Linked DNA regions of Homo sapiens: region 2 is linked to region 1. The links are chromatin loops, found by intact Hi-C in ENCODE. Cell type or tissue: dorsolateral prefrontal cortex. All regions are shown on one strand. Each heading gives the region's core, and the rest is flanking DNA. Links, peaks and the distances in the headings are about the cores only.

The links. Hi-C counts contacts between places; a loop is a spot of excess contacts. Peaks named below come from ENCODE experiments on the same cell type or tissue, not always from the same donor. Only the 100,000 strongest peaks of a DNase experiment are listed, where the experiment ranks them.
Region 2: it touches region 1 in a loop (2.0-fold over the local background); 12 of 110 quality-filtered maps call a loop at or near these places.

The regions. Positions count from the first base shown.
Region 1 is chr1:7,751,564-7,754,465 of GRCh38, reverse strand. CAMTA1 (calmodulin binding transcription activator 1) reads right to left here. Exons shown (of 23, transcript NM_015215.4): 21 at 1,933-2,007. Among named protein-coding and RNA genes, the nearest start is that of VAMP3, 18 kb to the left of the region's middle. In dorsolateral prefrontal cortex, for the core only: a CTCF peak has its summit at 1,464 (motif pointing right); a DNase peak (open chromatin) is centred at 1,455; H3K4me3 peaks cover 1,043 bases; H3K27ac peaks cover 1,975 bases.
Region 2 is chr1:7,703,280-7,706,181 of GRCh38, reverse strand. All of the region lies in intron 11 of CAMTA1 (calmodulin binding transcription activator 1), which reads right to left. LOC105376689 (translation initiation factor IF-2) reads left to right here and starts at 1,620. Exons shown (of 5, transcript NR_188653.1): 1 at 1,620-2,834. RefSeq lists a silencer at 1,280-1,699. In dorsolateral prefrontal cortex, for the core only: no CTCF peak of the experiment used is centred there; DNase peaks (open chromatin) are centred at 681, 1,080, 1,531 and 2,210; H3K4me3 peaks cover 1,864 bases; H3K27ac peaks cover 1,664 bases.

The sequences.
Region 1 (2,902 bases), core at 242-2,741:
AACACGGGACACAGCTTTGGCAAAAACAAAAGGGAGATGAGTGTAGGACTTTATGCAATTTTGCTCCCACGTTACCCACACATTCATTCAAAGTTTGAGGATCAGACTAGAAGAAAGGAGGAAAAAGTCTAGCACGACTTAACTTGCAGACATTCTGGTTTGTCTGAAGTGGCCTAAAGAAGAGTGGTGTTAAGGTAATTTTCTTGAAAACAAAATCTATCTGGAAAGTATTAACCACAGTGTCATGAAAGAAGATGTGATTCTGCTCAAAGTGGCCAAAGTCTATTGGTTTCAGTGCTGGATAGGATCTTGCTCAGGTTTTTCATTTTGCAGGTCGAAGAGGAAAAGGGAGGAAGGAACTATGAACGTATTGGAGAATGTAAGGAAAAGGGCCCAGGTGAGTCCTTGATCTGTTCACCATATAAAGAAAATCAGCTACTCTCTTTGGTCCTAAGTCCCTGCTAAGTAAAAGGTATGATTGAATAATAAAGGAAAGAGGCTGCCTTTGGTAAGGCTTGCAGAATTAATTTCATGATCTTAGAGCCATACCCGTTTTGGGGATGCATTTCCTAACAGGACTTCCTGTTTCAGAGTACTGACACTGGTATGTTACTCATTAGCTATCATGGTGAAAAATCTCCCATCCTTGCATGGTGGAAAGTAAATGTTGCTGAGGCACAGGGCGAGTGAACATTAGCTTCTGCATGGCATCATAGCTGGGGAAAACCATCTATCTTAGTGAATGCCGTTTTTTAAGTTTTTATGATGTTAATGCAGTGGCTGTGCATGTTTCCTTCTATGGTCACAAAAATAAATTCTTCTGTTAATTTAAGTAAAAGTACAAATAACCCATTAAACCTATTAAGTCTTAAAGGCAAGATATTTTCAAAGCCGGCAATCATATGGTATAGGAGTAAGAAAAACTAAAGCAAAATGAAACATCCAAGGAATCCAATTAAATATGAATACTAGGACTTTTGGTATAATTAAATAGGAAGAGGAAGTAAGACATTAGAGAGTCTGCTTTAATGTTTGGTATTATAAACTGCACAGCTCCTGACACACAGAGCAACAACCCAACCACACAGAAGGTGGTCTACACCCAGCTCGGATGGCCGCAGTTACAGACGTCAGACTGGAATATTCACCTGGATAAAGAACACAAACCACTTTCACCAGCCCTCTGAAATCTAAGTAGAGACGCTAGTCTTCATAAAGAAATCTCAAATTTGAGGAACAAAGAGAAATTCCTCTGGCTTAGCTCCATGAGAAGATGCTGCATCCCACAGAATGCTGGGGTCACAGGACCCCATTTCCTACTAATTGAAGATGTGCCCAGAGTCTCAGATGTCTTTCTTTTCCTGAACAGCTGCATTCCAGTGATCTCTCCTGTTCCTCATCACGGACCGGCTTTAATTGATAGTTTAATAATAGAGCATGTTGGCGATTACATGACCAGCAGAGGGCACCAGCTATCTGGTGGAAATTCTACATCAGAAAACTTGTTTGGAATTCGTGGTTTTCTTTCCCTTCCTTGAGACTAGAAACTGTTTTCTGTTTGGACACGCGCTAGCATAGTAAAGGATTAGAGCAAAGAACATACTGCAATGTGGCATATCAATCACAGGTTAAAGAGAAACTTAGAATTAAAAGCTAGTCCGACTAAGTTGACCTCACACCCAAATTAAAACAGAAAAACACGGGCATGAATCTCCATTGTTCAAACAGCATCGTCTGACATGGTTACCAGCACTCCAAGGGTAGCAACCTGATCCCTAGTTAAAGAGCTCTACCGCCCTATTGTAATTTGGGACGTCTGCCCTGATTATCTGCAGGGGGATTAGCTTTACATAGGAGTTAGTGAGGGTTAAGAAGGTCAGGGTTGCTTCATCATTCTCCCTGAGCAGAATGTATAAACAAGGACTAGTGTACCTGTGGCGACAGCGGCGAAGAAACCTCATTATTTTTCGAGCAGCTTGATCCTGCTTTTTGGTTAGCAAACTGCTCCTGAAAAAGTCAGAATATTATTGTCACAAGAAGGTTACAGTAAAGCCCAATATGGAAAACTGGTCAGCAGTGACAGAGGACTCTGAATTAAGCAGTTCGTGTAGCAAAGCCAACAGCATATGTTAAAGATGTATACAATCTGAAGGGGGATGAGTGCGTATGCTGTTCCCATAGTATCGAGTCCGGGCATCACTAGAGGAGAAAGGAGGGTGTGTATAGGCGCTCTCAGCTTCAAGACAGACTATACAAAGACTGAAAATAAAATGTCACTTAAATATTCTTCCACAATTCATTATAAGCTCATTTTGCCACAAAAGGCATTCTGGCATTAGAGAGGCTTTCTTAGTTTACAAGGTGATTCACCGGAGTTGATACACTCTTTGGGCTATTTTGTAAATGTACTGATCAATATATTTTACTTGGCTCAACATTTTTATTACAGTCTCTAAAATGGAACAGCTTAACCCTAATTACTCTCCCAAGGTCTCACATGCAGTAATTCTACAATTTCACTCATTTCCCATTTGTGTCAAGAATAGCCTTGTCTCTAATCGGAATGTAGCATCATATACGTTTCAGTTACATTAGGATTAGGAACAAGTTCTGTTTAGAAATAACTCCAAGAATAGTTTTCATATTTTATTTTCACATTGAAAATCAGATTTCCTTCAGCCTCAAAGAGCATGTTTATGTAAAATTACATGAGTGCTGGCAGCGGGCTGTACTTTTTTTTTTTTTTCCTAAACAGGAAATGGGTTAAACTACTATAATTGAGTGGTAACTTTCTGAGTAGAAACTGGTGCTGCCAAATTCTGATATAAGGTAAAATTGGGTGGCAATATCAAAATAATTGGGTGGGAGGTGGAGAGAAAGAGCTAAATATTCAAAACCAGAC
Region 2 (2,902 bases), core at 286-2,785, 48 kb after region 1:
AAAGTGGGCAAAATAGAAAATGGACTTTAAAATTGTCGTCCTTCCCTGGTGAGGCAACTGATTAAGAAGACAGTCTGCAAGAATATCATCATTTCAGAAATCTATTCTGATACCTGATTTGTAGAGAAATGCTTTTGATGTCTGCAGTAATCTACAGAGATCGAAAAAGTCTCAAACACCAGAACGCCATCAGCGCCACCTCTAAAGAGGCGCAATACCTAGAAACCCAATCACCAGAGCTCCGAAAATGCAAAAGGGCCACCCCGAGCATCTATCCTGGCCCATCTGCGCGTGGAAAGTGCTCTCTGGTCGCCAGTCTGCAGGGAAGCAAAGCTCTCAGAAGTTCCTCCGAGCCTTCCATCCACTTTCAGGACTGCCCTGTGCACGCGGGTGAATCGAGCGTCCCTCCGCTCCCCTGGTCTGTAGTTAGAGACAGTCCCCCGTCGCCCGATCCCGCACCCGCTGAGGAGCGCAGGGCTGTGCCCGCACCTCGCCTCGCACCTGTCTGCCCAGGGAAACCGGGAGCTCCGCGGGCCCCGCCGCGGGAAGGAGGCGGCACTGGGTCCCAAAAACCCGTGTTGAGGAGAAGCCGAGCGCCCCAACACACTCGCCGCCGGCCGGGCCGGGCCCCCGCGCGCCCCGACGCCGCCCCAGCCCCGCCCGCGCGCGCCCGACACGCTCGTCCCCGCCCTCGCTCCGACACAGACACACGCGCGCGTCCTCGCACCACTCCAGAAGCTCATCCGGCCCGCGCGCGCACCCAGACACGCGTGGCTCACACCCGCCGCACACGCCCCTCGCACAAACACGCGCGCCCCTCACGCCCTCGGCCACTCCAGACACACGGCCCCGGGCCCCACGCAGGCTCGGGCGTCGACACACCCTCGCGGCATGGACACGCGTGTCTCCCACCCACTCCTCGGCCAAACGCACCCCTCCCTGCAGCCCCTCACCCTTGCTCCTCACACTCACTCCCCACTCTCGCCCCAGAAACACGCCCCTCACACCGGGCCCGCCGGATCCCCACACTTCCCACTCGCGCCAGAAACGCGCGCACCCTCGTGGCCCCTCCCTGCCGCGCGTAAACACGCCCGGTCCGCGCACGCCCTCCCGGCCTGGCCCCGCACACTCGCGCCAGAAACACGCGTGGCCGCGCACCACGCCCCCGGCCCGCGAGCACGCGTGTCCCCACGCCCCGGCCCCGCCCCCGCCCCGCGCGCGCCCCCGCCGGCCGCCGCCCTCGACCGCACGCGCCCTCCGCCTAGCCCCGCGCCGCCGCGCACCTACCCGGACCTGCTGAGCTCGGCTCCTGCTCGTCAGGCTTGCGCCGAGCCGCCGCTCACTGGCTCCCGCGCCCCGCCCGGCCCCGCCCGGCCCGGCCCAGCCCGGCCCCGCGCCCGCTCAGCTCCACTCGCCGCAGCTGGAACGACTCGCGGGGCTCCGGGTACCGCGGTCTCCCCGCCACTGCCCGAGTGCGCCGCCCGGACCAATGGCGGGGCGCGGCGGTGAGCTCACCGGACCAGACCCCGCCCCCCAGGCCGCGTGGTCCAATCGGAGGATGCGACGTCACCCGGAGCCGGGCAGAGGCTGGTGCGGGGCGCGGAGCCGCTCGGCGCGGGGACTGCGCCGGAACTGCGCCCGAGCCGCGCTGGACGGCGGGGGCCCGGCCGGAGGTTGCGGGCGGAGCGCGGCCCGGGCGTCCCCGCGCGAGAGCCGGGCCCCCGGTCCCTCGCGACGCGGTCCCCGCCGCTCCGCCCGCCCGGCTCAGCGCGGCCCGCGAATGGGGCGGCGACGGTTCCCTCGAGGCCGGGACGGCTCGGAGCCCGACGGCTGCGCCCGCTGCCCGGGCCGACGGCCCCCGGAGCCCCGCGCGGGCCTCCCGTTCCCCTTCCCGCGGGGCCGCCCCGCGCCCGCCCTGCCTGGCTCCCCGCGCCGTCGGGGCCGCCCGAAGCTCCGCGCCGAGGGCCCGCGTTCCCGGGCTCGGGCTCCCTGCGCGGCCCCGGCGCGCCCTGCGGCGGCGGCGTCTGCAATGCAGCCGGCGGGAGGAGCCGGCGCTGCGCAACGAGCGGGGAGGCGTGGGGGCCAGGCTGGAGGGAGGGGGCCGGGGCCCGAGGACCCGGGGAGGGCCAGGGCGGGGCGGAGGACGGTGGGCGGGGACGGTGGCGGCGGCTCCGGCTTTGGGGAGGGGGTGCGGCGCTGGGCCCCCTTAGCTGGAGTGCAGGCTCCGCCCACCCTTTGGGTCTAACCTCCGCGTTCCAAAGTTCCAGCTCCAGCCCTGCGCACTTGGGGACTTCTGCGTGAGGGTCTCTCGCCCCGGCCACAAATCCCGAGCCGCACCTCTTAATCGAGGCTCAGGCGTCCCGAGCGGATCCCGCTTTCTTTTTTCCCTGTGCTGTTTGCAGTCCCACGGCCTCGCACAGAGAAAGTGCCTGACCCCAAGACCTGTGATGAGACCGCCTATTTTGTTTTTGTTATATACTAATAGATATAGATATATAGATACAGTCAATTATCTGTAAAATCGGCCATGTCTCTGCCACCTGGGTAAAAAGGTGTCTCGAAATTGGGGGCGGAGTCTCTTTTCTGACCCTACCCAAACGCACACAGAAACAACCCCAACATTTGCAGAGCCCTTAAGCCTGTACACCCAATGAGGAATCGCTGGTTAGAGGCCGCGTGAAGGACACCCTGACCAAGCTGGGTCCTGCCCATGCCGGTAGATCGTCCATGGCTTCCCTTGGGGGCTGCCACCCACTGTAAACCTGAGCAAGTTCCTCTCCTGTTCCGAAGCCTGCCCTGGCAAAGCCCCAGTACATATTCCAATCCTGCTCTAGGTCAGTATTCCCACTGCACCTGTCTACCCCTCGCCCGCCCCCCGGGTCACCACGCAGGACCCCTTGCA